Linked DNA regions of Mus musculus: region 1 is linked to region 2. Evidence: chromatin loops called from intact Hi-C (ENCODE). Cell type or tissue: left cerebral cortex. All regions are shown on one strand. Each heading gives the region's core, and the rest is flanking DNA. Links, peaks and the distances in the headings are about the cores only.

Region 1 (15,917 bases), core at 3,931-11,930, 1.1 Mb before region 2:
GTGCACACACACACACACACACACACACACACACACACACACACACGACCTTTTAGAATGGCAATTAGCTACTAATTAAATCCATTTAGGCCTCCAATTAAACTGGTTACATTTTGCAATGAAATTTTTTAATTAAAATCTAAAGTATTTCCTGAAAGTATGAGCAATTTTAACAATATGTCAGGGAGAAAGACTAAGAATTATCATGTATTTTCCAAATCCTTAAATGTATCTGCTTTAGTCTTGCCTAAATGATAACAACAAAAATTCTGGCAACAATATTTGCAATTATACCACAACAAAAAGCAGAGTGTTGGCTTTTATTTATAGCAGTTAAATTATGTTCTTTATTTTTTACTCAATAGAAGATGCTACAGTAAGAGATAAATTTGCCAGCTAATCTTAAGTAAAATATACTACATATTTTATTTTCTAATTCTGCAGAATCACAATTATAGTAATAATTATAACACCTAAGGCAGTGTGAGCCACTGGGGCACAAAGGTCTGCCTGCTTCTGTATGACATGCTACTCACAAACCCCATTTCTACCTCCCACTTTTCTAATCCTCAAAGAATCAGAGGTTGTCAGGGGAAACCAGAAAACAGATAAGCATGCTTGTTAAATCAGTAACCTTAACAATATACATAATTTAAAGTCAAGAGGCTCTGCTCTGAGGTCTGCAACACAAGGACTCTCAATCTCAAAGAACTGTAAATTAACACTGCCATTTCCTTGTAAATTAAAGATCTGTTAAAATTCACTTGTAAAAATCTAAGCTGTACCCTGGATGAATGCTCTGAATTCTAGAAAACTTACCTGACTGCAGTGTTCTGTGTCAGGTCCCGCAACATGGGCACAGGGGAACATACTGTTCTAAAGAGAAATGAGAAAAATCACCTGTGTGCACACTGAAACTCTGTGAACAAATAAGATATGCTGTTTGTCAGGCTTTTGAAAAAAATAAGTCATTAAAATGTACTAATGAAAACAATACCTTTATAAGATGATCCAGTTTATTATAAGTGAAAGCAATTATGGGCAAGGGTTTATATTAGAATCTGTAAAACAGAACAGCCAAAGACACTTCCCCTTCACTGATTAATCCAAATGGGGCAGGAAGAGATTAGCCAATAATAATAAACGTTGAATGGGAGCTGGAGAAAGGGTTCAGCAGTTAAGAGGAAACACTGATCTTCTGAAGGACCCAACTTTAGTTGTCAGCACCCATGTTAAGGTTCATCCCAGGTTAGGATATTCTGATACCTTCTTCAGGCCTGCACACTATGTGCACTCACACACAGTTAGTCACACATAGATAAGAATTCACATGAATAAAAAGGATTTAAAAAAAGTGAGAGAGTTTAGTAAAGAAGGTCAATGTAACTAGTAATATAGTAACCGGAGAAACACAACTGTAAACCATAAGAAGCCAACAAACAGATTAACAGAAAGTTATGATGATGTCTCAGTATCAGTATCTCTCACAAACTACCATTTACTAGATTATACTATATCATAGATATGACATTATATTGTAGCCACTTTAAAATACCCAACACACACTATGATTAGTAAGTCCTCTCTTGAATATGTGCCCTGAGTAACTGTCTAAACACTCGTGTCTCAGAAGTCTTTTACATTCTTGACAATTATGCAGTGGAGCTGGGGAAATGATTCAGTCAGTAAACTGCTATACATAAACTGCTATGAGGACCTAAGCTCTAATCCCCAGCACCATGTAAGAACTGAACAGAGCCATCCGTCCTAATAATACTAGGGCTGAAAAGGTATAAACAGAAGGATCTCAGGTACTTGCTGGCCAGCCAGTGTAGCCAATATGACAGCTCCAGGGTCAGAGAGACAATATATCTCAAAAAAGAAAATGAAATAAAACAGTAAAAAGTAAATGAGGAAGCCATCCAATATAGCTGTCTAGTTCCCACAGGAATGAATGTATGTACACACTTGTACACACACTCACTCAATGGGAGGGAAAAACTATGAAGGATTTTGAAGTATTTTTATGTAAACTATAACCATCAAAAAAATTTCGAAATACTAAAATAGCATAAATAATATTCGGCTTTTAAACAACTTTATTTTACAAAGCCAAACTAAAAGAAATAAAAGTATCATTGTTACATTTTTAAAATCTAAAAATCTGGCTTATTTATTTCAGTTGTCTTTTCTGTTTCTTATCCAGATCTTGTCTCTGAAAACACTGTGTATTCAAGAGAAGAATGGAGAAAGCAAGTGACACTGGAATAGGAGTAGCAGTGATGCCAGCTCTGACTGTGCAGGCACCTTAGTTTCAGGAACCCAGAAAGCCATAAAAGGCAGCAAAGCTGCTAGATGCTAAAGCTGGCTTTGGAAACCATGTCCTTATTTTAAGCTCAGCAGAATTTGTTGTAAGTATAACTTTCACAGTAATAAGTATTACTAGAAAATAAGGTAGCAAACAAAAAGGAAAAGCTAACTAAGTTTTGTTCTAGTTGTCTCACTCAAATTCAAGTGGGTCCTTACTGGTCTGGAAGAATGGCTTCTTCATCCAAAGAAAACGTCCCTTGAATCCCGTGACACAATTCAGGTGGCACATCAACTGGCTGTGGGAAAAAAAAACAAAACACACATTTCTATACTATAACTGAAAGAATGGACCACAAGGACGCAGTAGAGATTTGTGTGCCTTCTCTTAAGTTCACCTAAGTTAGGAGGATTATAATTCAGAAGAGCCAAACTAAGGTGAAGATATATCAGCAAGTGAACTGATAAACAAAGCGTGGCCTTTGCTTCTTATTGAAAATTAATCAGTCATTATTAGAAATGACACTTCAGTCTTGCCTACAACGTAGATAAACTTTAACATACTAAGTGAAATGAGGCAGTCTACTGAGGATTCATACCATTGGAGTCCTGTTACATGAGGTATCAGAAATAAAAAAAACTCATGGAGAAAGATAAGTACTTGACTGTGGGATCACAGGATGGGGAGGTGCTGTTTAGTAACTGTCTAGTGGTACAATTTCTGTGTGAGTAAAAGAAAAAGTTCTATACATGGACAGTGCTGCTAGCTGTACAATATCCTAAATATACTCAGTGTTACAACATTTTGTACTTGAAAAAGTTAAGGGTAAATTATAACACACACAACCTGTAACTCATGTATTCTTAGTTAGTGAACAAACTACTACCATACCTCTGTGGAACCCGTCTGATACAGCTCTAAAATGAAGTCGCGTAGTGGATGAAGTTTTCCCACAAACAAAACATCACCTCCAAGACTATTTCTCCTGTCTAAATAAAAAACATAAGAGCAGTCAAGCAAGCACATCTAATAAAACTTATAAAGCTGTAACAAAAGCAAGCATCTATACCCTAAGACTAATGCAGCACAACACTGAAGAAAAGCACTTTCTAAGTAACAAACTTAAATGCATGCTGTGCGGCTCTATGGAAGAAATACTATTCTGAAATGAGTTTCGACAATGAGTAAACCCAAGAAAGAGGCCATTGCTGAGACATACATGGACGCATTGCATGATAAAGGACAAGACTTTCTTAGTTATAAAGTAGCTGACTTCTTGCTTAAGACATAAACATTCTCTAAGGAAAACTAAAAATGAATCAATAGTTTCTTAAATTTGTTATATTTATACTTTATAAAATTTTCAAAACTGAGTTCAGCATGACAATTTGTGCGATCTAAATACTCTGCCATAATTATAAGATACTACTTTTTATGCAGATTAACATTTCAAGTTAGCCCTCTAGGAGTTAATGCTTGTCTTACTCAACTCTTTCAAGAAGAGTTAATCCTTTGAATGATAATTGGAAGAAAGCAGACGGAGAGAATGAGGAATGCCTTCCTAAGAGGCAGTAGTATGTGTGTGGATGTCATTAAGAATCAAAAAGTCAAAGGGGATTCTTTTTTTAATTAACTTAGGAATGTTTATTTCCTTTTTAGTTTCTTCAAGGACCAGTCATTGTTCTGCAATGTCTTGTTTAATCGCCAAGTTTATGGATGCTCTATGGTTTCTCTTATTGTTGATTTATAGTCTTATGACTGCAAGATCAAACAAAATACAAGTAATTATTTCTATCTCCCTTTATCTGTTAAGACTTGGTTTGTATCCTAATATATCATCTATTTTAAAGATAGTTCCATGGTCTGCTAAGAAATAAGTGTATTCTATAGTCTGAATGGGATGAATGTCCTCTGAATTATCTGCTCAGTACATTTGATCTAGAATGTGATTTAATTCAGTTTTTTTTTTTTTGGTCAGGATTGCTGGGGCTAATCTGTGGCCTTATCTCTAGCAGTACTCATTGGATCAAACTGGATGCACTTATGTTGAGGGTTTAGAATACGAGCATCCTCTTGATGATTGTTCTTTAATCAGTAAAAAGTGAGCACTTTCATGTTTCCACTAGTTTTGGCTTAAAATGTATATCATTAGATATGTTACCTGCTTGTTCCTAGAATACTTCAAGAGATATTCTTGAACTGTAACTTTTTTTGAGGGTCTCATCCTGTACCCCAAGCTGAACTTTAACTTTCAACAATCCTCTTGCATTAGCTCCCCTCAGTGCTGGAATAACAGGATTATGCCACCAAAGCCCAGATGAACTGTTAATCTTTAACAAATTTAGTAAATACTTTTGAATTTAAAATGATAATTATTTAGTACTCAATTTACAGGTAATAGGTTAAGAAGGAAAGTTACTGCCTATTATAAAAGGTAAATCAATAATTTATGCCTCCTATATGAGAAACTTTCCAAATGAAAAAAAAAGTCTACTTTTATACAGAAATGAAGTTTGTGCTGGACAGACTCCACATTGATCAAGTGGGCGCTGTGACTCTTACTCTCTTCTGGAGTGAGGTCTGGGTACACCTCTTCTAGAGCCGCTCGCAGCCTTCGCTCATCCACAAATGGCAATAGAGCAACACCTGGAGAAAACAACCATTTGACCATTACAATCACCTGATTTCAGTTCACTGTTTCAAATGAACATCTAGCAAATAGAACTGAACTCTGTCATGTATCCAAAACTCAAATGTAAATATTTTCATATGTGGTGGTAATGGCAAAAATGCCCCCATACTTTACACACTTGCAGTGCTATCACCTTACTAATGCCCTCAGGCCAACTATTAGCTCATCTTCCTTGAGCTTGAGCTTGTCCTTTGGCCTTCCCGATTCTTTGTAAAATGATGTAATTTACCTCACATACCCAGTTCTATTTCCAGACTACAGGAAAGGTCCCTTTAATTTCCAAGCTTCTACAATACTCTGTTTATAATTAATCTGATTAATTTGCATGCAAACATTCTTTAGAGCTTGGCCTAAATAACTTACTACTAGTTGGGAACAGAACAGACTGTTCCTGTCGGGGCTGGAAATGGCACCCGAGTGTGCTGAATTAAAGGCATTATTTCACTTGAGCCTACAGTTACCATTTTCAGAGACATTAATATAGTGTCTATCATAGTACTAAAAAAATGTTACTGGACCACATCTTTGTTATTCTGGAATTCAGAAAAAAATAGTATTTGGGGTAAATAAAACTTAAAAATAAGTAACAACAAATGTGAAATAGAACTAAACAATTCTAAAAAAAAAAAAAAAAAAAAAAAAAAACCACTACTACAAACTACTGTATTTGAAATTTTAAGAAATGAAAAGGTTTCCAAAGCAAACATTACTAACTTAGTTACTATTATTTTCTCAGTAAAGAAGCATTTGATTTTACTGCAATAAAAGAATCTAAGTTCTGGTATAAATTTTGCAGCGCCTAAAAGAAATGATCACCTGTAATCTAGACAAGGCTAATTCAATTATTAGCAAACACAGGGAAAGAAGTTGTTCAAATTTTGTTGAGTCATACACTTGAGAGAAATATACCAACAAATACCCAAATCATTATTTATCTTTTATTTTCTACCCATTTGACTTAGGATTTAAAGAAAGCTCTGTAGGGCTTTCCTATAACAAAACTTCCTACAATATTAATTCCAGAAGCTGAATCTAATCAGGAAACAGCTTGCAGTGCCTCTGACAGTAATAAAATCACCAAAGAGCAAATCACGTTCGTGGCCTGGAGCAGGAAGAAATGGTTACCAGCAATGTGCTGGAAGTAAGCAGAGGAAGAACAGAGCACTCCTCCTTGACCACTGAGCTCCATGCACTGCCCCATCTGATCCTCTCTTCATCCCAAAGCAGCCCAGGCACTGGGTACTGTGGTAACAGCCACTTCAAGAGAGCTCATCTAGAGTCTGACTCCCTAGGTTTAGATCTTGGTTTTGTCATCCTTAAACTTTGACAAAATTACCTAAGCTGTCTGTTCATATATAAAACATAAAGTAATCAAAACTATAACATGTAACAAATTGTATAAAATCCCAGTATTGCTATTAAATATATATTGTCAAAGTATACACAGTCAAAAATGTTTTTTGTTTTTTTTAAACAACTACATTTCTCTTCCTATCATTTTAAGGTATAATCAACCCAGGTAAACGCTTTACCAACTAATATATTAACATTGCTTCCACTAAGTTTTAAAGTTGTGTTTTAAACTATATTTCTTAATAGTACTAAATTTGACATTTTTGGACTATGGGTGGAGTATAAGTGAAAATATTAATGTAATTTGATGCATAAAATATAAAATAAAAAGTAAGAAACTGACGTTGAAGCCATCCTAGAACAAACTTTCTAAGAGACCCTGTGATGGTTAATCTTTACCATCGGCTTGACTGGCTTTGGGGCCTCCTGGGATATACGTATACGTAAGTGTTCCCACTGAGGATATACGCTGGGATATACGTATACGTGAGTGTTTCCACTGAGGATATACGCTGGGATATACGTATACGTAAGTGTTTCCACTGAGGATATACGCTGGGATATACGTATACGTAAGTGTTCCCACTGAGGATATACGCTGGGATATACGTATACGTGAGTGTTCCCACTGAGGAGGAAGAGTCCCCTTGAATGTGGGAAGATCTCTCTTACTGGCAAGAGTCCCCAATAACAAGAAGAGGAGCTGGCATTCATCTTCTGCTTTCTGACTTCAATGACAGTAACCAGATAGCTGGTTTCCCCTGGTTTCCCACACCCTCCCCTGGGCTAGGCTCAGTCCCTGGAGGCATGAGCCACAACACACCCTTCCTTTCTAAGGCTGCTTGTGTCAAGGATTTTGTCACAGTGCTAACTAATTAATACAGACCCAAAATATCCTAGAAAAGTCCTAGTAGGGGATTGGTCTGTTGCTGCTTGTATTCAAATGCTAAATTCTGTACCCCAAGATCTGGTTGCCCCCTTCACCAACAAGGAGAGCCTCCACAATGAGGAGATCCTCACAAATACCAGATTTTGTTGTACAAACGTGCCCTCAAGTCATCCCTGTCTGGTCAATAAAGATGTCTACAGCCTGAGCTAGGCAGAAGAGAAGGGGCAGGGCGTGGGCTCTCAGGCAGGGACACTAGGAAGGAGAGGAAGAAGGCACCATGAGTATGGTAGATTGTGAGCACATGACTATGAAAGGCCCGCCTGTTGGAGTAGGGGCAGCCCAGGTGAAACATGTTAAATAATATCTCAGGGATTTTGACGGGAAGTAGACAAAATGGCATAAATGGTTGACATCTGCCCAGCTCTAGTGTTAAGGCTTATATAACTCTAAGATATCATTAAAACAGTATGGTACTGGGATAAAACCAGACATAAAGACTAGATTAGTAGCTTTTTTCAATAGAAAAAAGCCTTTTTAACAGCTGGTTCATAGAAAAGTAGTTATCCACATATGAATGAATGAGACTGGGTCCTTATCTTATACCATATACAAATATTAAGTCAAAATAGGACTGAAAACTAAAATATAAAAGCTAAAATTATAAAAAGTTCTAGAAAATATGCAAAGGTTCACAATACTAGACTTGGCAAATGATTCCCTGGTTACACAAAGACAAGCAAAACAGATAAAGCAGAGCACCAAAGTGTAATCGTTTCTGACATTAATGGACACCAGAACAAGGGAAAAGAAAACCACAGAACTGAAGGAAATACACAAAAATCATCAACAAATGCTTAAAGGCTATAAATTTTAATGCAACAACTAAAACCCGACACAACCTAAAGGATTTGACTAGGATTTCTTTAAAGATGTAAGTACCCCAAAGGCACATGAAAACATGCCCACTATCATTACCAGTGGGGAAATGTAAATTAAAGCTACTGTGAGTTACCATTTCATAGTGGTTAGGGTAGCTCAAAAAACCAAAACAACTACAACAAAAAATCCAGGAGAAAAATATTAGCAAGGATATGAAGAAATTCAAACCACTGGGCATTATTTTATCTTCTTCCTAAAATTACTATATTGAGAAGATTTATTGTTATTGATATAAATACTATAATAACTATGATTACATAAATTGGCAATCTGTATGTTTATATATTTAAAAATTTACTTGTTTATTTGTAAACCTAAGCAAGCAATGAATTATGTACTTAATAAACACAAATAGATTTACTTATTAATTAACTTATTTTAATTAGCCCTCCATTTCCTCACTGCTTCTCTAATTAAATCATCCTCTACAAAGTTCCTTCAAAAGCCTTTGGAGACGCTAATCCATTTACATGTGACCAAAGCACATTTTAAATAGCCCCAATATATTGGATGCATTTTTTAGTATCATTATATTAAAGTAATAAGAAATTATCACTACTATTTAAACCAAAAGCTAACCCCCAATTACAGTACATTTTTTGTTGGTTTTGATTTTGCAGGGACCAGGGGTAGAGGGAGTGATGAGTTTTATGAGGTTTGGGGGGGGATCAAAGGCACTTGTGCATGCCAGGTAAATAATCTCCCACTGAGCTACTTCTTAGCCCTTCAATCTGTAAATTGATGATACGCCCCCTCTGCCTCACAATTCTGAGCTTAGTATCCAAAAAAAAGGATACAGCACAAGAAAGTGTCAGAGGAGAATTTGATGAGCAAGTGTTTTTTACTGTGTGTTATACTCAATGACCAACTTTTGTTGAGTAGTGATTAACATCTTAAAGTTAGTGTGAATTTTTAAATTGCTTTCCCACATAATCTATTCACATAAGGAATGTAAAGAACGGGCAAAACATAAAATGTCAACTGTTAAGTTTCTACTATATATTTTACAAGTTTCCATAACCCCAAACATGCATGACTGTGTTTCTTTCTTAGCAGTTTTGAAAGGTGGCAAGGGGTTACTGATTGAAGAAAAACTCACAAAGAACACTATTTTAACCTATTTCAGTAAGTTACCACTTACCATATTTTACTATTAGAATTACTATTGATCACTGATGATTATGATTGAATATTTATATCTACTTTTCACATGTAATTATGAAAGTATGGTTTCCAGAGTTTTTTTTATCCTGTAAGTCATGATTGATCAACTTCATTAAAAACTGTAAACAAACAAGGTGATGGTGGTGCACACCTTTAGTCCCAGAACTCAGAAGATAGAGGTAGGCAGATCTCTGAGTTTGAAGCCAGCCTGGTCCAAAGAACTAGTTCTAGGACAGCCAGGGGTACACAGAGAAACCCCCAATCCAAACAAACAAACAAACAAACAAAAAGGAATGATATCTAAATTTTACCTTGCCATGCATATTTCTTCCCATTCAAATCAATAGCAAAATCTTCAGGATAGAAGTCAATTATACTGGAATCCTGTTTCAGGAAGAAAGTAAAAGAATCAAAAACAAAAGCCACATACCTTGTCTCAAAAAACATGAAATAACTTTAAACAAAGAAAAGAGTTTTAGAACTGATAGTTATGGACTACATGCAGGCAGTGAAAGGTTTAGTTACTCAACATTTCCTACCTCCTGGCTGGGTCTCACTACGTAACCAGCACAAAAGAACAAGCTTAGAGTTAATTTTAGGTAAGTCAGATAGAATGTTTAAAGTTCTCATAGGGTTGAAAGAAATAAAAATCATTATGCAGGGTGTGATTAACTCACAACTTTAATTCTAGTACTGGGGAGTCAGAGGTTGATCTCTTTGAGTTCAAGGCCAGCCTTGAACAGGGGGAGTTCCAGGACTACATAGTAATTCCCTGTCTCAAAATAATAACATGTAGATTGAAAACAAATCAGTTTTATTTACTGGGTAGGAAACTCAGAGACAAAGAAAGTACAGAATACCACATTATGCAGTGAAAAGCAAAAAACACATTCTTTGCATATTTCAGCTTTTTAAAACTATGACATGCAAAGTCAACTTTGCCTAATGTTCCTAACACATTTGAAAACACTAAGACTTACAGGGTCACTCATGAGCTTCCGCCATGTTGGAGGTAGAAAGTTACCACTTGCAGCTGGGAAAACCCCCATTAGTTGTTCCAGTGGCTTAAACTGCAAGAGAGGGAAAGGTTAAAGACTCCCAATTATTATGAAATTCAAATTCCTACTTCTCATTGACTTGAAGCTTACCGGTTTTGTGCCCTTTTCAAATTCAGAGGACATGTCTGCAATACCTTCAAAGTCTGAGGCAAATGGTGCATAATGGAATGGATAATACCACTTCCAGGAAGCACAGCCCTAAAATCATTAATGACAATTAAAAGCAAAATACTCTTAATGATGAACATGGTTAAAAAAAAAAATTAGCTATGACTATCAGTCTATAATATCTTATTTGTAAAACATGATTTCTGGCATATACTCCACTCATTAATTTTTCTGAGTTCAAAATACTGTTTATAACTGTCTGCTTCATATCAGTGGTTCCTTTATTTAAAAAATATTGTAAACTTTCTTGAATAATCAGTAATTAATATCAAACTTTGTATTTACAAATACAAATTCACTAAGATATTTATCCTTAAAATATATTTGATGACATTTCTTTCCAATCTCAGAGCTTCTGTCATCGAATAAAACCAAACACGGTTTTCACCTGGTATTTACTGAACAGGTGGCAGTAGTAGTTGCGAACATCAACAGTAGCTGAGAATCAAACAACCAAAATGTACTATTATACTTCCATGTGGCAACTTTCTCTTGACTATAAATACACTAAAATCAAAACAAAAGCAAGTTGTGCTCATGGAAAAAGAGAAGCCTTTTTAGTGTGCTGTAAAACAAGAAGGAAGATCTTTCCACCACTACTCAGTGCACTGGACACACTGACCCAATTCATCTCATGTAAAATCACAGTAACATAAGAGAATTGTTACAATCAAATTCCTTTCAAATTTTTATTGGTACGCAACATACTGCATCTTTTCTTTAGTTTCTTAGTGACTTTCAAATGCCCAATTGGCTTTAAACTCTTTAAAAAAACAAACACACAAACCAAAACCCACTTAAACTTTAATAATATTAATGACCAACTCAAACATTGTAATCCTTAAAATCCTTTAACACAACAGAACCAAGTTTTATTGATAGACTAATTCTTAAGGAACTTCCAAGTCTTTACAAATATTATTCATGGTAATAATTTTTAGTAGTAAGTTTAAAACTACAAGTGTAGGCTTTATCTAAGGATATTCAATATTAGGTACAATTATAGAAATTACTTGTTTTCTAAAATGATTAGCCAAAAACTTAGGAGGAAAACTTCTTTTGATACCTGGTAATAATAGCGAAGAACCCAGCACAGTCCTTCAACGTAGGACTGAACAACCTTACGTCGGAATTTCTCATCAGCTGCATCTACATCAAATTTGTTCTTGTAGTATCGTTGCTTCCAACCAGCTTCCCATAACCTAAACCAGGTAAAGTAACATTATATTTAATTAATACATCTCTGACTAAAGATTGTCTACTGATTCCCAAACTGAATCAATTCATGTTTAATATCTAAGGGATATTGAAGAAGCTGAACAAAAAAGCTAACAGATTCATTAGCTTTCTAACCACTCCATTTTCAGCATTATCAACTTAAACATCAGAAACCCAAATACTGACTCTAATAAGTACATTAAGAAAATACATTTTAAAAAAAGAGGATAATCATTCATTGAGCAAATACATGATACTTGTCTGTGCCAATTTTAATACTGCTTTCCATATTTGCTTTAATTGTGCAATAACTCTAAAACTATGTTCTAAGATTAAAGTATTGAATATATTTTGTATTTCAAAGTCCTTATTAATATATTAAAGGTATGAGTTAAGTCATTTTTAAAGTGGTAGTTATTTTAAATGTTAATAAGGCATAAAATAATCTATGGAGTGGGCAAAGATTGTGTACATAATTTTTCTCTCTATCCTTGTTTGTCTTATTCCTCTTTCAAATAAGAGTTCTGAAGTTTTACTAGGAGACATTCATTTCTGCATTGTCTCTCTTCTTATCTCCTCACTTATATCCTGGTATAACCTATAAGCAGTCACTTATCGTTAACAATGAAAATACACAATCACCTTTTATGTTTATGTACCTAAGTGTATGACTAAGAACCACATGCATGTCTCATGCCCACAGGCACTGAATCTCCTGGAACTGGGGTTACAGACTGGCTGCTAGCTGCAGTGGAACTACTGGGATTCAAACCCAGGTCCTCTTCCGGAGCAGCTTATGCTCTCAACCTCTCATCTCTCTCTCCAGCCCATAGATTGTTACCCAATGGATTTTGTTTTATATTTTTATTTTCTAAAAGATTTAGACACTTTATCCAAAGAACAAGAAAAAACTAAAGAACACTTTTTGGAAATCAAAACTGGCCAAGAGCATTGAGTCATTCTCCATTAAGGACTTTTGCCCAAGTCTTAAACTTTAACAAAGTAACAGTAGAGAAGACACTATCCTCCTCAAACCACCTACCAACACCAAAAGGAGTCACAGAACTAAAAGATATGGCCTATACTCTAACTCTACTGTTTTACATAAAAATATACATGAAACAGTCATTTCTTAATAGAAAAACAGTTCTACCTTAATTATCCCAAGCACCAGTATTAAGCCATAAATTACTGAATAAATCAAGTTACCTATTAAACCAGTGTTTGTCATGATGGCTACACGATAAACAAAATACAATCTAGTTAATCACATGCCTTTAATCCCAGAATTCAGAAGCAGAAGAAGCAGGCAGATCTCTGGCAGTTCAAGACCAACCTGGCCTACAAAGCAAGTTCCATGCAAACCAAAGTTAGACAGTAAGATCTTGCCTTTAAAAAGAGGGAAGGGCCACTGAGAGGCAGCTCAGAGTTTAAGGGTACTGGCTGCTCTTCCAGAAGACCCAGATTCATATCCCAGCACCCAACAATCACCTGTAACTCCAATTTCAGGGGACCTGACAACCCTTTCTGGCCTCTCCAGGTACCAGGCACACATGTGATACACATACATACATCCAGGCTAAAACACATTAAGGAAAAAAAAAATGAAGAAAATTTAAATTTTTTAGGATGAAAACCGAAGTGACAGAGATGGTAAAACTATAGAAAGATTAAATAAATGTTTATCTCATGGTTACTCACTAATCGGATATTAAAGGATATTAGAAAAGCCACATATGACCTATACATGAAGTTTTTAATCATAAATTAAAACCCCACATTTTATCTCCTGTACAAGAAGTATGCCTTGATGAACTTTGAAACACACTATTTCCCTAAATTCGTAGTGAGCTACAATTTTTAAAATTGTGTTCTTTTGTACAGAAAGCTCAGGGTAATCTGGACCTAGGTGTAAGAGAGGCTAATAATCTTTTAAAGTAATAATTCTAAGTCCAGTTTCTAAACAAATTACAGAATCAACGTTTCCCACTACAAAATTTAAATATGCAGTTAAAGGAAACTCCTCTGCCATGCAACAAAATTGCACATGTGCAATTGCGTAGTTCTTTTTAAAAAATACATATTTATCTCTTAAAATGATTTCTGCACATTTCATTTTTAAGGAGGAACCATTTCAAGGCAAGGCAAACTATATTACTGTCCAAATGTATCTGAACTTTCTAGGTTAATCTCTAAACAGTAACATTCAGATCATATCATCAGAGCTAAACATTCGTGCCTCATTAATCTGGTGCTTGGTCTCTGAGGGAAGTGGCTTGGAGGACAGAGAGCTTGCCTGCATACTAATCTAGATACTTGGGTTTAACAGCAATAGCTTACACATCTCCCTGGAATTAGTGACTATTCTAACTCTCCACATTAATTACTGCTGGATAAAAAGATCATAGGCAAGAATCTGAAGGCATTGCCACTGTAAGCTAAACAGCATTAATTAGACCACATCTCTTTCAGCAATCCGCTAACCAAGTGCTACCCCAAAAAAAGGCTTTACCTGACGTTATCCTCTGGCTCTGGCTCACTGTCACTGTCTTCTGCTTTTCTCTTAATTCCTCCTAGTGGAGATGGGGAGCCATCAGATGCAAAACTTGTATTAGGAGATATTGAAGGACTCTGTAGACAATTATGATATTACAGAAAGATTTCATTATTCATTTTATGTAAGAAGGCATAATCAAACACCTACCACTTACCAAGTTTCACGGTAACAGCTTTTAAAGCTATTGAACAGAGCAAACACATCTAGAAAGAACAGACTGGTCTTGTCCCACATCAGTCCTCTTCCCAAGAAAATTAACAACCAAAGAATTAGGATAAAACTTGTAGCAAAAGAAACATAGCTTAACAGACATAAAAAAGTTATTCAACTTAAATCTTATTTTCCTTTAGTAGTTTTCTGGTACCATGAATTTATAACCATTCTCTACTATCAAACAGTAAAGTTCTAAAAAGAAAACAAAAACAAAACAAAACAAAAAAAAAAACCCAAAACCTCTGAAGGAAAAAAAATGATCAATATGGTATATGTTACCTATAATAAATGACAATCGCACACACACAAAGCTCATGAGAATACAATCAAATATGAAGTGGTCAGCCATACTCAACTACCCAGGAAAGAAGCAATTTAATGAGATTCCATCTGAAAACTGCTAAATCATTTTACATGTATTTTTTAATACAGCATATAAAATAGAAAAGTGGAAATTTTTATTAATATTGTAAAACTTGGATAATACTTTAGGTTATTAGTTTTCCCTTGTACCAAATTCGAAGATCACAATAGGATCATAAATATTTTAGTACTTAATTTTTAAAAAATTTTAAAAATTTCCAATTATAGTTACCATATATGACCAAAACTGTCATAACAGAAAATATTTTCATAGTTGTTTTCTTTCTGTTAATCACAGCAGATTAGTTATTTCATGTAAATTGAACTACTTTAAAATTGAGAGCTCACAAGGCTTTAATGATATCAGAACAAAAACCTTAGCATGAAGATAGTCCATACTACATACCAAGAAAAGTTCAGCTATACTTCACATAGAACTTAAAAGCACTTTCAAATATGCATACCAGTTTTGATCAGAAGAATGTATACCCAAGCCTTATGTATCTATTTGGGTGACCTTTGTATCAACTGTCTAAGTCACTGTCCTCTCTAGTCTCAGCCTTGAAACAGTTGGGTGTCCCAGTCATATCTCTAGCACCATCCACTACTCAGTGCTTCAGGACAGAGAAGAACAGCTATAGGCCATTTGTATTATAGGAACCCCACAGCCACTTAGCTATCTGCTTAAACTACCTTGTAATGTACTGACTAACCCATATACTTTTTTTTTTCCACTTCATTTAGTGATTTTCGTCTTGAAAAAGATAGATTTAATGAAGTAAAAAGATGTTGGGAAAAACCTGTAAAACAAAACCTGAGGAGGATACAATGTTCATCACCCAACGTCACACAGAAGTAGTAAGCCACTTACAGAGTTTCTCTGCATCCTCATTTCATAGGCTGCTTGTCTTGGATTACTGGCTACTTGACAACCTGGTGAATTTCTTGAACCCAAGGCATGAGGTGTTAATATTCCACTAGGAGTAAAAGCTGGT
Region 2 (15,917 bases), core at 5,375-13,374:
GTGACACAGATCTTCCCCCTCAGCCATGGGGGCAATAAACCAGGATACACATGGTCCAAAAGCCCTCCCCAAGGCAAGTGTAATGAAAGAAAGGTCCTGTAGATTTCAGGAATATAGTATCCATGTAAGGGGTCCACTGAGAAGAAAACGCAAGCCCATAACCTCTCAATCAACAAAGACTTTTCCTCTTCCAACTCCCTTGGGCTTTTCTGCCCTAGGCCATAACCTACCTGAGAGCCATCCTTCTAGTTCATGTGAAAAAAACACCCATCACACAAAAAACAGCACGGATCAGATATGACCATCACACCAGTGGTGGGAAGAGGTGGGCAAGCACTGAGGACAGGGAGCTGCCAGTGCCCTGGGGGTGGGGGTGGGGGAGCAAGGGACAAAGTGTTCCTGGAATCTCAATTTTAACTTGAAATGCATTTATCCATGGGAACCGTAGGGTGGTGCTTGGGTTCTATAGCACAATTAACACGGTGCCATACTGCACAGACATTATGGATTAAATAAGCTTTTGTGGGTTGGCCCGGGAAGCCAGCCAGGAACAACTTTGTTTCAATGGGGAAAATGCACTATAATTTCCAAATAGCTGCCATAATAAAAAGAGACTTCTGTAGCATTATCCTTTTGTGTACATAATTTCCATTTGTTACTGCCCCTTAGTCATTGTGCCCTGCTAGGGACAGATAAAAACCATTCTGGGATCAAAAGTGGGGTTATGGAGGATAAAACCCATGCTGGGGTGGGGTGGGGGGGGAGAAAATGGCAGTAAGAGACGTCATGCTTTTTAAAGATAGGATTTAAACTGTTCTTTGTAACCATTCAAATACAGGCTATTGGGACCTTCAATACATGTACATAGCATGTCTGAGTCTATACGTGATAGATGCATGTATGGCATGTATTTCGCACAAATGTCATTAAAGCTCAAGGATATTGAATTCCAGCAATGGAAACCAGAACTACTTTCTTCGGAGTAACAAGTGTCTCATTTGTTCCACTGGCTTAGGGAACCTTTTCCAGAGGCAGGCAAAACTTATTTCACGAGTACTTGGTGGGGATCTTAGTGAGGCAGCGTCCTTTCTGCTCCGTTTTAAGCGAGTGAGCAAGAGACCTCAGTGTTCACTGGATTCATCACACGCAGACGGGAGGCTGGGATGGGGCTCTGCTCATCCAGGCCACTGTGTGATGTCTGCTTCCAGCATGGGAGCTTCAGTTCCCGCCCTGACTCTTCTGCCTTGGCCAGTCTGCTCCTTTTTTATCCTGGTCAGTTCTACTCATTTCTTTGTGAATCAGGGGAAAAAAAACCTAAATAGATGAGAAAAGAAATCACTGTTTTGAGAAATGTCTCAAAAAAGAATCAGTCATTAGGCCTTCAGGTCAGCCTGGCAAAGGGCCAGGAATTAGCCTGCAAAATGAAAGAGGGGTGGGTTTGGGAGCAGATGTTCTTGATGCTGCAGGAAATGAAAATGTAAATTTACCTTTCCTCCTGAAGTATGCTGGCCTCTAAGGCTGCTCATAACCTTTATAAGGATCACATTTTAACATGACTGTTTCTGGCCTTGAACTCCACAACACTTTTGTCTCGATCTCCCAAGTACTAGGATCACAGGCACTGTGTCACCTTGTCTGACTTACATATAGACTTGCAGTCTCACCACACCTTTCCACGTGGCATAGCTGCACTTTCCTATCTACTAACTGAGGAAGTAAAAATTGCTCCAAGATCCCGCTTACCTTCAGAGCTAACTGGCTGCGGAATGTCAAGCTTTGTGGAATTAGCACATGGCTTAATTAGTACAGGATTTGAGAAAATAGGTTTGTGGAAGCTTTCAGGAAAAGACAAAGATCTGTAGGTGGGCCTCAATTGTAAGACACACACTTTCTGCAGTCCTTGTCTGAATACCCAATTAATGATCCTGCCTTGGAGGACCAAGGAAGAGGCCGTACATTCTCTGCCCAACCTGCTCCAGCCAGATGGAGCGAGTTTGCGATGTTGGAAGGGAACAGAGTGAAGATGGACCTAAGTTAGGATGGGAGGATGGAGTTGTTGGCGTGGCTGAGGTGGAAGGAGATGAAGGCAGGCAAAGGCTACACTAAGTCTAAAGTATCTGCTTATGGCCCAAGGAGGCCAGTTCTCCAAGAAAAACAAGATACTTAGTTGCAGGTCTACCCTCAGTGTTAGATACTAACCATGCTGGAGTCACAAATTCATCCAAAACTAATTCCAGACTTTGTAAGGTGGGAAGTTGCTATGTACATCTATTGTCTTATCTGTACTGGTTTTAGAAAATGGTCACAGCCTTTCTCAGAAGCCCTTTCTGCCTTGTCTTCATCATCAAGCTCTCATACACACTGGGTACCTCTCTCTCTCCCCCTCCCCACTTAGGATAGTCTCTCTACATAGTCTTAGCTGTCCTGGAACTCACAATGTAGTCCAAGTTGACCTCGAACTCACAGAGATTCTCCTGCCTTTGCCTCCCAAGTACTGGGATTAAAAATCTGCACCACTACACTCAGCATACATGGGTCTCTTTATAGGATTCAAATTGGCCAATCAAGGTCTGACAATACCTTGGCCATCGCTATACTATCCCCAGAGTTATACCTAGAAATCTTTATTGAACATGTCTATTGAGTTTCCTTCTTCCAGATTTGTTCGAGTCTTTTGCTTTCCAACATGAATTTAGAGTTTTGTTATCAAGTTCAACAAACAATCCTTGGTGGTTGGCTTTGCCCATTTGTGACTTTAAATCTTCATATCTAAAAGGCAGTAACCCCCTTGATTTATATAATTTTTCCTTAATAGCTTTCAGAAATTGACAATATCCCCCAAGAACATAGGGGTGATCATGTCAGTTTTAGACTAGATACTTTATATTCTTTGGCATAAGTGTAGATGTCTGACATTTCCAAACTATCCACAGCTAGTTCTGTTTATGAAAATGGCAGTTTACTTTAATTTGATGACTTGGCAGCTGGCAACCTTAAACGTCAATGTTAAGTCTAATTATTATTTACATATTCCTTCTGATGTTCTACATAGCGAATAAACCACCCCAGGCTCAAGAAACACCATGGAAGAGAGAGTGGAAAAAATATGAGGGATGGAAAGATGGCTTAGCAGTTAAGACCACTCACTGCTCCTACAGAGGAGCAAAGTTCAATTCCCAGCACCCACACGGCGGCTCACAACCATCTCTGATCTCACCCATCCACAGAAAATCAAAGTATGTGTTAATGTGAGGAGGACGGGCAGAGGTTCTCTGAAATACTGGCTTTGGCCAGAACGAGGCCATTGTACTCATGAGCTTACTGGAGGGAGGTTTAACTATACAAAGTCAAGGGAACAGGATGTTAACATCCCAGCAGGCAGGAAGAACCAGATTCAGTAGGTTAAAAATGGAAAGGGCTGTGGGAGGGGCAGGGACGGATGGACATGAGGGTGGGAAGGGATGTTCTAGGAAGAGTGGGAAGGAGGAGTTGGCTAACAAGACATATTATATACATGTCCATAATTATCAAAGAATAAATAATGGGACAAAAACAAAGAATAAATCATTTGCCAATAAATAATCTATTTTGTTTTCTCAGCTGTCAACATGTACCGTTTTGTTTTACTTTAGTTTTGCTGTTTTAAGAAAGGGTCTTCCTATGTAACCCAGGGTGGCCTTGAACTCACAATTCTCCTGCCTTAGTCTCCTGAGTCCTGGGATTGCAGGTGTACGCCATCATACGTACATCATATATTATCATGGCATGAAATGGTTTTATAGCTTCAGCATGTTAAGGGAGTTCTTATGTTGAGTTATAAGTAAGAATAACTTTAAATTTATTAGATATTATTATATTATATACTTATGTTAAATACATATAAATAGTATATTATACTTTATTATGTTATATTAAATCAGGTATTGAGATAATTTTATTTCTTTTCTTCCTTTACTCTGTCAATGAAGCCAAGAGTTCTCATTCCTGCATGTACCAGAGACTGATGTTAAGTATCTTCCTCAGCCGTACTCCATCTTACTTTTTGAGACATGGCCTTTGCCATCTTTGCAAGCTCCTGGGGTCCTTTTGTCTCTTCCCCAGTACCAGTTTTGTTTTGGAGATCCTGGGGAGGTTGGGTTTGTTTGGGGTTTTTTTGTTGTGGTTCTTGTTGGGTTTTGGTGATGTTGATGTTGGTTTGGATTTTTGGTTGATTTGTGTGGCAAGCACTTTGCTCACTGACCCTTCTCTCCATATCTATATATGTGTGTGTGTGTGTGTGTGTGTGTGTGTGTGTGTGTGTGTGTGTGTGTGTGTGTGTGTATGTGTATAGAGAGAGACATGCATAGATGTATTGATATAAGTGAGATACATATATATACATATGTGTATACACACATTCACACACACATACAACAGGCAGAACAAGATCTTTGAAGAAAAACATTTGTTCACATTTTCAAGTTTAGAAGAGCAAACCTGGGCTCGGCCACTTCTGTAAGCCTGACCTCCTGCAAGCCTCCCATTCCCATCCATAAGATGGAAACAACAGCTGGTACCTCAGAGAATGGTCGGAGTAACCCAATAACATAATCCTGGTAGGCACAGAGCCTGATGTAAGTTCTCAAAGCTTGGTCACATTAATAATGTACCCCAGCTGATTGTACCCATGAGTGGGTCAGTTGAGGTTTCAATTCAAGTTCGCTTAACTCTAAAGCCCATGAGATGTCTTCAATTTACACACCACTAGAGGACAGAGAGGTTGGTTGTCCCCTAGATTTCTTGCTAGGCATTTGTCACTGTGCAGTGAACTGCCATGAGATCAAGGCAGTGGGCTCCCTTTTTGGTGCGTGATAAGCTTTTTAAATGGTGGTAGTGGTTTTCTTGCTGGGAATTGAGCCCAGGGCCTTATGTGTGCTGGGCAAAAGCTCTGTCTCTAAGCAACACTTCCCCAGCCCTGCAGTAAAACTGACAAGCCTTCTTGAACTCACTTGGCTATGTACTTACAGCAAATAGATTATGTTGAGCCTCCCAAACAGCTTCTGAGTAAACTTTCTAACGAGGTTTTTGATACAGAAGATGTCCTGGGACTCTGTTCTTCGGCAGTGTACCACCTCGACCTTCCCTCTGGGGGACGTGAGGATGGACATTTTCCTCTCCTGTCCTCGAGAGAGAGAGGGAAGTCTGTTACTCATCTCAGATGACAGGCTAGCTCAATCACAGTACATACAACACTGGACAGTTGCTTAATTTCATGTGGCCGGAGTACACCTGTGCAGGGGTGCTCAAGGGGCACTCAGGGGCCACATTTCCTCAGGTGGTTGGCTATAACAACTGTCATTGCAAACCTGCTAAAATGCTGTTCTCCTAGAAAAAGAACTGAGAACTGGCCTGCCTAAAACTGTCCACAACTGTTTTAAAACTGCTTTAGATAGTGAAAGGGATTGTTGAATAACTTAACCCACTGTGGCAGCAATACAGTTGTGTTATAAGGAAAATATTGACGTCCATCCCCACATTCTGAATAAGTTTGCTCTTATGGAACCTGGAACCCTAAAAGATAGCAATCTTGAAAGGTTTTATGAGACAAAAATCTAAAGTTTAAACAAGAAAGCATAAGCTTCCTTAAAGAGTTTTCCTGAGGGGTTACCATGTTTCGAAACCCTAGGTGCCAAACCTATTCCAAACCACGAGTTTGGACATATCTTGGAAATGTCTCCCCAAAAGCTCATGTATTAAGGGTTCAGTCAACAACTTGAGTCACTACCGGGAGATGGTGGAACATTTAAGAAAAAGATAGATCACTGAAGGCATGCTCTTGTAGGGGAAGAACCCCAGTCCCTTGCTGTCTTTCTTGTTGCTTTGTGGCCACCATGAGGTGAACAGACTTCCACTGTCCTAAGTTCCCATCATGTTGCTGTCAGAGGCCCACAGCAACAGGGCAAGGTGAGCAGGGATGGACAGAGCCCTCTGGAATCATGAGTTCAAATCAACCACTTTTTCTTCTTCTTCTTCTTTCTTTTCTTCTTCTTCTTCTTCTTCTTCTTCTTCTTCTTCTTCTTCTTCTTCTTCTTCTTCTTCTTCTTCTTCTTCTTCTTCTTCTTCTCCTTCTCCCTCTCCCTCTCCCTCTCCCTCTCCCTCTCCCTCTCCCTCTTCCTCTTCTTCTTCTTCTTCTTCTTCTTCTTCTTCTTCTTCTTTCTTTTTGGACAGAGCCCTCTGGAATCATGAGTTCAAATCAACCACTTTTTCTTTTTCTTTTTCTTTTTCTTTTTCTTCTTCTTCTTCTTCTTCTTCTTCTTCTTCTTCTTCTTCTTCTTCTTCTTCCTCCTTCTTCCTCCTTCTTCCTCCTTCTTCCTCCTTCTTCCTCCTTCTTCCTCCTCCTCCTCCTCCTCCTTCTTCTTCTTCCCTCCTCCTCCTCCTCCTCCTTCTCCTCCTCCTCCTCCTCCTCCTTCTTCTTCTTTTTCTTTCCATACAGGGTTTATCTGTATAGCCCTGGCTGTCCTGGAACTTACTCTGTAGACCAGGCTGGCCTTGAACTCAGAAATCCGCCTGCCTCTGCCTCCCGAATGCTGGGATTAAAGGCGTGCACCACCACACCCGGCTCAACCACTTTTTCTTACAAGCTCATTATTTTTGTCCAAAAAGTGGAAAGCTAGCAAATCCATCAAAGGCTTAGAAGAAGTCCATCACAGAGACTTACTTTCTCCTTAATACACACATCTTTTCCACAGTCTTTCTCAGCAGAACCCTCTAATGGCTGCAACAGCAGCGTGTCCGGGTTCCAGAAAGTTGGGAAAATGCTGCCAACAGCAACAGTAGCCCACAAAATGGTTTCAATTTTTCACTTAACATCTCAAAGCTTGTCTGCCTCTTCTTTCCATATCTCTTTCTCCTTCTGCTCCTCCCTCCCTCCCTCCCCTTCCAAGGGAAGAATTACTACATACTAATAGGTCAACTGAAATCAGGGAAGTCAGCTTGGCACGGTCACAGAGAACAATATAGAAAGCTATCCTGTGGGCAACTCTTAGTCTCCTGCACTGATGACCACAGTTCTGACTTCTAGCATGCAGTTGATCTCTGCCAATTTTTAATCATTATATAAACGGAATTACATAGTATGTATGACTTTTATCATAAGACATATCCTGTTACTTTTTTTAAGCTTAGATATTCCAAAGAAGTTGAATGCTGCAGGACTCTGAAGATGAAACGGACTGTGCTCATGCCCTGTCGAAGAAACCAAGCCTCCGGGGAAAACAGTGGCTTGGCTGAGGTCATACACATGCAGTCAGAAATAAAAACCATTGGCATCTCAAGCCAGCACTGCCTCTGCCATTCCCCACCGTGAGCTCTCTTCCCTCTCGTCACTGTTCCCCAGGGATTCAGATCAAACCGGTCCTGGTTTCCCTTAACTGCAAATCTTCAGTGAAAAGTGTGAGATGGAGTTGACTAGACCCTGGGAAGATAGCAGGGTGACAGGCTGGAGTCCTCCAGTGGCCTTCCCACCATCAACTGCACAGGCTTACAGAGAAGTTTTATCGGCACCTTCAAGGCAAACATAGCTCCTGGGGATGGCTCAATGTTGCCCAAGCTTACAGAAATGGAGAGGTATCAGAGATGCCAAAATATTCATTTTCTTTAACCAGTTCCCATTTTACAACAATAACTGACCAGTGAAGCTGTCCAGATGTTTCCATTGCCCAGGCGTTTAGCAAGCCGTGTGAGCTGGGTACAAGGACTTTTGATTTTCACAGAGCACAGTGGGAGAGAAGCAGATCCCTATGTGTGACGTGGTCTGTGTTGTGTAGCCTTGGTGTTATGGTGACCGTGGTGGTTATCTAGAGAACCTGTGCCGTCGTCCTTAGCGCTGCCCAGCTGTTGCCTAGTGGAACCATGGACTCAGAATAGAAGCACTTCATGTTGCAAAGACAAGAAGACCTTGGTATCTAGGCAACATCTCCAAAACCTGGGATACTAGCTTCCTCTCCCCCACTCTCTTATCTTAGCAGCTATTGGCCTGTCGGGTGGTTTCACTTTAGGAGCACAGCAAAAGTAATTTCAGTGTATTTAATGTTTGGGAAACGAGATGATTTTGAATATTTGGATGACATGGTTTAGAGCTGTGGCAAATGCTTTGATTTTGGCTATACTCATTTGTAGTTTGGAAAAATTGCAAAAGAAAGTTTAGAGAGAGTAGGAGTGATATCATGGCATACTTATTTTTTTCCCCAAATACTAGGAGTTGGGCAAGTATGGAAATTCCTTAAAACAATTATCTATTGCCAGATGTGGTGGTACCAGCCTTTAATCCCGGTACTTGGGAGGCAAAAAGCTGGTAGATCTCTGGGAGTTCCAGGCCAGCCAGGGCTACACAGTAAGACCTTGTACCAGAAAACAAACAACACCAAAACAAACAAACAAACAAACAAACAAACAAATCATCGTCATCACCACCTGTAACAAAAAACTCATAAGGATTTAATTAAGTCACTAATAAATGACGAGCGTAAATGCACGTTACTAAATGAGAGACAGTAATCTGAAGAGGTATATGACTCCAACCATCTACAAAGAACTACAGAGACATTAAAAAAAAATAGATCAATCGATCCCTGCTACCTCAGTCCAGTGTCCGCACTCTCTCAGCCCCCAAGGCTCTCACTATCAGAGAGGAGGCAGTGTGTGCGCTCAAGAGGCAGTGGACGACTACAGAAAACATCTGGACACAGCAGCGCAGCACAAAACCTGTGCAAACTCAAGCCAGACCAAATCCCCTTATGGAGAGATGGGCACACAATACCACACCTGGCAGTGGAGAAATTGGTCATTTTTTAGCTGCTGGAAAGCATGAGTTTTCTCTAAGAGTATAACATTCTGGTAAGTTGACCAAGCTCCAGTAGACCACATATCCAAGAATATCTGGGCAATACGAATTAGTCTTCAAAGGTTAAAAAACAAAAAGACACACAGTTGGGTGAATAGGGAGTGGGGTAGATCTGGGGAAAGCTGGAGGAATGGCTATGATTAAGACGCAAAACTTTCAAAGAAGGAATTAAAAAACAAACAAACAAAATGCTTGATAAAAAGGAGTATTGATGGACAAAGGCTCGAGGGGGAGGATGAACAGGAGGTACCCTGAGGATGTTGACAGTTCCAGGCCAGCCTGGTCTACAGAGTGAGTTCCCGGACAACCAGGGAATCAGGACTACACCGAGAAACCCTGTCTCCAAAACAAAACAAAAAATCTTGCCGTTGTCCTAAATCTCAAGACTGTTACAAAAGTAAACTCTAACAGTTTCTTGTAACTGACACGGGGTGGGGATGGATCGTAGAAAGTCCTTTGAGGGTGGGGAAAGAGTAGGAAAAGCTCACCTTCCCAATTTTGCTGTCAATTCCAAAATTTTTATTTTAAAAAATTATCTTAACTATATGCTAAATCACTGTTTTTAATGTACTTCAGATATTATACGTACTAACATCTAGCGAGTATTTTACAGAGACAGATTTTTTTCTTTAATCTTAAGGAAATAGATACTTTTATCCTTTTATAGCTAAGGATATTAAGGATAAGAGAATTGAGATAATACAAATTTACATGCCGGGCGTGGTGGCGCACGCCTTTAATCCCAGCACTTGGGAGGCAGAGGCAGGCGGATTTCTGAGTTCGAGGCCAGCCTGGTCTACAGAGTGAGTTCCAGGACAGCCAGGGCTATACAGAGAAACCCTGTCTCGGAAAATAAAAAAAAAAAAAAAAAAAAAAAAATTTACAGACTAAAAATTTGATCAGTTTCTGTAGGTGCTTTGCTACTGACTAATTTCCACCTTTCTCTAACATCTTGTTTCAAAAATACCTCTTCTGATTTTTTTTTTAAAAAAATCCACATTTCAAGATTATTAACTTGGTCCAATCGCGGGGAAGCCTAAGGCGAGGGGGCGGGAACTCGAAAGACTACAAATCCCAGAATGCACCGCTGCCCAGGCTGCTTGCAGGGTTTCCTCGGTGCTTTTCCCTTCTCCCCGGAGTTTCTACACCTGAAATGGATTTCTACGCCCCTCAAAGGTGCCACGGCCTACAGCTGCACGCATCCCGGAGATAGACCTGGATGAGCCCTCGCCGCCAGAGCCCTATATCCCTGCGGCGCAGCCCGCCCTACCCACCTCACCCGCAGCTCCAGCAAGCCGCAAGTCTCCACAGAGGACGCGCACACAGTTGCTAAGGAAACGACGCGGCGTTTCCCCTGACTGGTGAGGCGGTCAAAGGTCGTCTTCGCAAGTTCCGGTTCCGGTTCCGGTATCTAGTTTGTTGTGGCTGACTCTGTTGTGCCGGCCGGTTCGAAGTGCTTTTCTCAAGTCCGGTTGTCGGCCAGGATCGCTCGAGTTCCACGGCTGCAGTCATGGCAGCCTCCACGGCGGCCGGGAAACAGCGCATTCCTAAAGTGGCCAAGGTAGGCGACCGGGAGGAGCCCCCGAACAGCATCTGCGGTGTCGGGCACCAGAGATTCGAGACAGCGATCTCTGTGCCGCGGTCCAAGAAGACAGGTGGTCGGTGAGGTGGCGCAGGGTCTTGTCACTCCGAGCTCGTCTCGCGTCTGCCCAGCCTTCCTTCCAGGGTTGCAAAGCATCGGTTCGGTTCGGTAAACTGTTTGCTTTGCTAGTCTCTGGGGATCCCCTACTTTTACTCCGGGCAAGAGTGCTCCACTAAAACTGGAGAGAGAGCGAAATGGCAACCCAGATAGATGTATCCAAGTAGTGTAGATATGCCATGGGCAAGAGCCAGAAGGGTGCCTGTAAACTTGAGGGTAAACTTTGTGAAGGAAGTTAACACTTAGGCTGCATCAAAGTTAGGCAGTGAAGAGAATGGCAGAGGATAGGCTCTGGGCAATGGCATAAAATTTAGGTTAGATAGTAAATTGTTATATTTCCAACTGTGGTTGATACTTCATCAATACTTAATAAGTGTCAAATCTTGCACTTAGCCATCACATACAGTCATTCTCTGGAAGTCTGATTTGGCCATTTTGTCTTGAGACAAGTTCTTATTTCCACATGTAATTATTGTAAAAGTCTGATGTGGTAGCTTCCCCCCTACCCCCGCTCCCAAACCCCTATCCTGAGTCATAAAAGCCAGGGAATGCATGCTGACTAAGTTTTTGACAGCTTGACACAAGATAAAGTTATCTAGGAGGAGGCATCTGGACTAAGAAAATTCGTCCCTAAGCTTGCTTGCTGGCAAGTGTGTGAGGCATTTTCTTGATTACCAATTGATGTGGACGCCCCCCCCCCCCCCGCCTACTTGGGCAGTGCCACACCTGGGCAGGGGCTCTGGTGTAGTCTGTGAGAGCAGACTGAGCACAGCTGGTATGCCTCCAGCTTCCTGCCGTGTCTTCCATTCATGAAGACTGTGGTCCAGTTGTGTAAGCCAATCAGTCAGCTCTTTCCTCTGCAGGTTGCTTTTGTTGGTGATGTTCGATCACAGCAGTAAAAAGGCCAATTAGAACTTAGGGTCCATCTGCACTTGAACACATTTGACTTTTAAGCTCCTGTGTTGGAACTATAGCTTCAGGTGCTCTAAAAGCTTACAGGCTAATGATGGAGACTTAGTAAAAACAAGTTTCAGTTGGCCTAAAATGTCATGGAAAACCAGCTTGTCCACTAGAAGGATTAAAATATGTAGAGGAGTTCTCTAAGCAGGTTATAAAGAGGAAGGAGTGTGATTTTTTTTTCCCCCTGCCCCTCATGGAGAATTGAAGATGTTATTCAAAGATGGCATCTTGGGCACATTCTTAGGAGGGCTTTTTCTTTCGAGACAGGGTTTCTCTGTGTAGCCCTGGCTGTCCTGGAACTCACTCTGTAGACCAGCCTGGCCTTGAACTCAGAAATCCACCTGGTTCTGCCTCCCAAGTGCTGGGATTAAAGGTGTGTGCCACCACCCTGCCATTCTTAGGAAGTTTATGTCCTGGAAAATATACAAGGGTTTTAAAATCTCGTGTGGAGAGCACTACCCAAAATAGGAATGTCTCTTTGTCTTAAAAGGTGAAGAACAAGGCGCCGGCCGAAGTGCAGATAACGGCCGAGCAGCTCCTCCGAGAAGCTAAAGAGAGAGAACTCGAGCTCCTCCCACCTCCACCTCAGCAGAAGATCACAGATGAGGAAGAATTAAACGATTACAAACTCCGGAAAAGGAAGGTGAGTCCGTCAGAATGCACTGTGCAACCTGTCCCAGTTGCTGCCCACAGTGGGAACGAGCTCCCAGAGAGCCTATGTGATGGGACCTCAGGCGAATATTGGGAATTATTTAATCCACGAATATTATGGAAGTTATATGGGAAGTTCTATAAATTACTGAGCACTTGAAGGTAATCTTGAAAGGTGTTTTAACATTCTTGTTCTTAAAAGGAATGAGAGTAGAATATATTAAAGTACTCGTTAATTATTACAGAGAACAGCAAAATCTTGCAATAGCTACCCCTACATTTTTCTTGTCTCCATAAACTTTAGAGAAACACCTGTCACTGATACCCTTCTGGAGGAAAGCTGCTGTTCCTTGGCATCTAGGATATAATTTCTTTTAGGAAGAGTAAAACGAGAAGTGTATATCATAAGGAAAAGCAAAGTCGTTTTCTCTTTACTGTACTGCTCCCCGCCCCCCTTTGCCTTTCAGACTTTTGAAGATAACATAAGAAAAAATAGGACTGTGATTAGCAACTGGATAAAATACGCACAATGGGAGGAAAGTCTAAAGGAAATTCAAAGGTAAAATTGCCATGACTATAGTGTCTGTCTACAAAGAGTGAGTAAATGAGCACATGAAATCTAGGAAGGTAAAGCATGGACCTGTACTGTGCTAGTAATTTCCAGCTTCTCTTCCATGGAGCCCTCTGAGGCAGTGGGTACTGGGAAGGACGGTTGTGGAGTGTCTCGGGAGGGTCTACATATGAGTCTTGCTGCTCTCGTACTCCTGTCACTAAAGAACAGTGTTTTATCTGTTTCCTGTGTTAATTTAATATTGTTTCAAAATAATTGTTTCAAAAATAGAAATGTTCTCCTGAAATCTGTTGTCAAGATAAAAATTGTGGGTGGCCGTCACTTCCTGTTGGCCAGCCAGCCTTTCTGCACTCTCCCTCCTGCCCGAGTTCCGCTGTGACCATGTCCTTGCCAGTCCCGAGCCATTGCTCTTTATTGTGCCATTTGTTTGCTCTCTGCTTTGACCCCTTGAAGGTGCCCTTTTCTACCAACCTTGACTTCTGAACAAACTACAACTATCTCTCCCATTCTTGGTTCTGGAGTTCCTGCAACTTAGCCTGTTTCACCAAACATTGCTGTTTCTCACTGTGTTTCCTGTCTAGACCTTGACTATACTGCTCATGACCTTATGAAATAATTGCATGCTGTCTCTAAAGACTGTACGATAACTTGAGAACATCATTGCTTTTCCTCTTTTTATGACCAGAAGGTGGCCCATGATAGATAGATGCCTAACAACACAGGAGGACATTGCAGCTACTGTGAGGTGGCTGCTGCATATCTCACGGTTGCTGCCTTTGATGCTCTCCATATCTTATTTGTTAAGGGCTCGATCCATATACGAGCGTGCTTTAGATGTCGACTACCGAAATATTACCCTCTGGCTGAAATATGCAGAAATGGAGATGAAGAACCGCCAGGTCAACCATGCCCGAAACATCTGGGACCGTGCCATCACAACTCTGCCACGCGTCAACCAGTTCTGGTAAGCTGCTCATTGCACAAAGCAGTCTTTGTGAACTAGCAAATACCACTTGATTGGGTATTAGGTTTATTGCAATTATAATAGTTGTATGTGTTGATTATTATATTCTATTTTTTTAAAATATATATACTGATTTTTAATGTCACATAATCTATGAATCATAATTCTAATGTCCCATGGCTATGTAATCAAACTTAAATGTTTAGTACAATTTTTTATTCATAAGAAACTTCTTAATGAAGCCTTCCTCCCCTATGGATAATTCTTTTTCAGGTTTATATTTTAATAAGAAAACATTTGCTTAAACATCTTGGAAAGATAAAACTTAAAATCAACCAGGCAGTGGTGGCACACACCTTTAGTCTCAAGACTTAGGTGGCAGAGGCCCACCTGGTTCCAGGATAGCCAAAGCTACATAGAGAAACCCTGTCTTGGAAAAACAAAGAAAACAAAACAGAAAAAAAAAACCTTAAAATCTTTCATTTAACAAAATGTTAGAAGTGTCAAAGCGTTACTTTTCCTCCTGAGTCATTTTGACCACAGCAGGCGTCTTTGGATGATTTTGTCAGGTATAAGTACACATACATGGAGGAGATGTTGGGCAACGTTGCTGGTGCCCGCCAGGTGTTTGAGCGCTGGATGGAATGGCAGCCTGAGGAGCAGGCCTGGCATTCCTACATCAACTTCGAGCTGAGATACAAAGAGGTGGAGCGGGCCCGCACCATCTATGAACGCTATATCCTTTGAATAAGGTATTAGTGGTACATGGCTGTCATGGGTATCTACCTCCCAAAAAGATGTCACAGTAAAGACATGTAGCTACTAATGTGACATTGGAAACTAGGAAGGCAAGTTTCGTCCCTTTGACAATTTTCTGTAGGGTTAGAAACTGGTCAAATAAAAATGTGTAGACTGGGTCATTTGAGTCTTTTCAGAGATATTGTGGGTTCGTTTTTGGGTTTGCACAAAGTCCTAGCTGCTAGAACCAGAGGTCTGCATTGCTCATTGGCACTGCTAATGGAGCTCATCAGAGTTGACTGCTTACTAGCTGCGACTCCAGCTAATAAATGACTCCAGAGTCATCTAGTTCCTTGAGCCTTTGTGTCTTTTCTATACAAGAAAAATTAAAAACTAAACATGGTGAAGTCTAGGTATATACTCATGTATAGAGCATGTGCCTAACATATTTTGAGACCCTGAGTTTAGGCTTCAGCACTATAGAAAACAGACCAATGTTAACAAGTGGAAGATGGTGTTTGTGAAAACACTGTTAGAAACGGATCTGTGAAGCTCATCACCCAGAGGCGCCTTATTTGCAAATTGCCACACTTACTGAAATTTATTTCGAGTTCTCAATAATTGCTATGCTTTAGCAGTCATTTGCAGACATGTATAGAGCAATGGCTGAAGTCTACTTCAGCAGTATATAGTGATGCCTGAGTGTGAAGTCAGGAGCAACCCACTGTGTCCACAAGGAGTGCTCTCCCTCTCTGAAACCAGTGGATCAAGGTTCTGACACCTGCAGAGAGAGGGACAGCCTAAAGCTAGTTGCTTGGTGCTCTGAGCCACAAACACATGAGTAGATGACTTAGTTGCCGAAGTACTTGGTGCACAACAGGCCCGTGTTTGGATCTGTAGCACGCATTTACAAAGCTGCACCCAGCATATATCTGTAATTCCAACACTGGGGAGGTGGAGACAGGAGGATTCCAAGGCCTTTAGGCTAGTCAGTCTAGTTGAATAAGTAAGCTCCAGGCTCAGTGAGAGGCCCCATATCAAATAATGAGGTGGGGAGCAACTGAATAAGATACCTGATGTCAGCCTCTGGCCTCTTGCACCCATATGTGCTTGTGCGTACACACACACACACACACACACACACACACACACACACACACACACACACACAAGAAAATAGGATGTGCTGGCTTTAGAATTTAACACTGGTCTGTGGGAGATGTGTGCACGCATATTCCTCCTAGGATCAGTGGCTTGGCATTCAGTGGCTGAGAGTTCTTACTGGCTTTCCAGAGCTGCTGTAAGCAGTGAGAACCTTGCTGTGCAACATTAAGATCTTCAGTTGTCTCTACTCATTCCATAGTGGCTTAGCAGAGGCTTGAGGAACACTGGGTTTGTAGCTGATGGGACCCTGAGCTCTTACTACTGTCAGTGCTTGGGAAAACCCTGAAGT

What was found. Peaks named below come from ENCODE experiments on the same cell type or tissue, not always from the same donor. Only the 100,000 strongest peaks of a DNase experiment are listed, where the experiment ranks them.
Region 1: a loop joins it to region 2, with 3 times the contacts of the local background. A loop is called at or near these places in 4 of 42 quality-filtered maps.

Annotation. Positions count from the first base shown.
Region 1 is chr2:147,036,672-147,052,588 of GRCm38, reverse strand. It overlaps Xrn2 (5'-3' exoribonuclease 2), which reads right to left. Exons shown (of 30, transcript NM_011917.3): 15 at 15,794-15,917; 16 at 14,302-14,420; 17 at 11,638-11,773; 18 at 10,494-10,601; 19 at 10,326-10,415; 20 at 9,657-9,729; 21 at 4,871-4,954; 22 at 3,200-3,297; 23 at 2,527-2,606; 24 at 820-876. Among named protein-coding and RNA genes, the nearest start is that of Xrn2, 32 kb to the right of the region's middle. In left cerebral cortex, for the core only: no CTCF peak of the experiment used is centred there; no DNase peak of the experiment used is centred there.
Region 2 is chr2:145,929,079-145,944,995 of GRCm38, reverse strand. Crnkl1 (crooked neck pre-mRNA splicing factor 1) reads left to right here and starts at 10,296. Exons shown (of 14, transcript NM_025820.3): 1 at 10,296-10,442; 2 at 12,031-12,183; 3 at 12,659-12,750; 4 at 13,568-13,726; 5 at 14,296-14,462. The coding sequence starts at 10,392. Cfap61 (cilia and flagella associated protein 61) reads right to left here and starts at 10,212. Exons shown (of 27, transcript NM_001369121.1): 1 at 10,156-10,212; 2 at 5,005-5,156. The coding sequence starts at 5,147. In left cerebral cortex, for the core only: no CTCF peak of the experiment used is centred there; DNase peaks (open chromatin) are centred at 9,999 and 10,205; H3K4me3 peaks cover 1,589 bases; H3K27ac peaks cover 267 bases.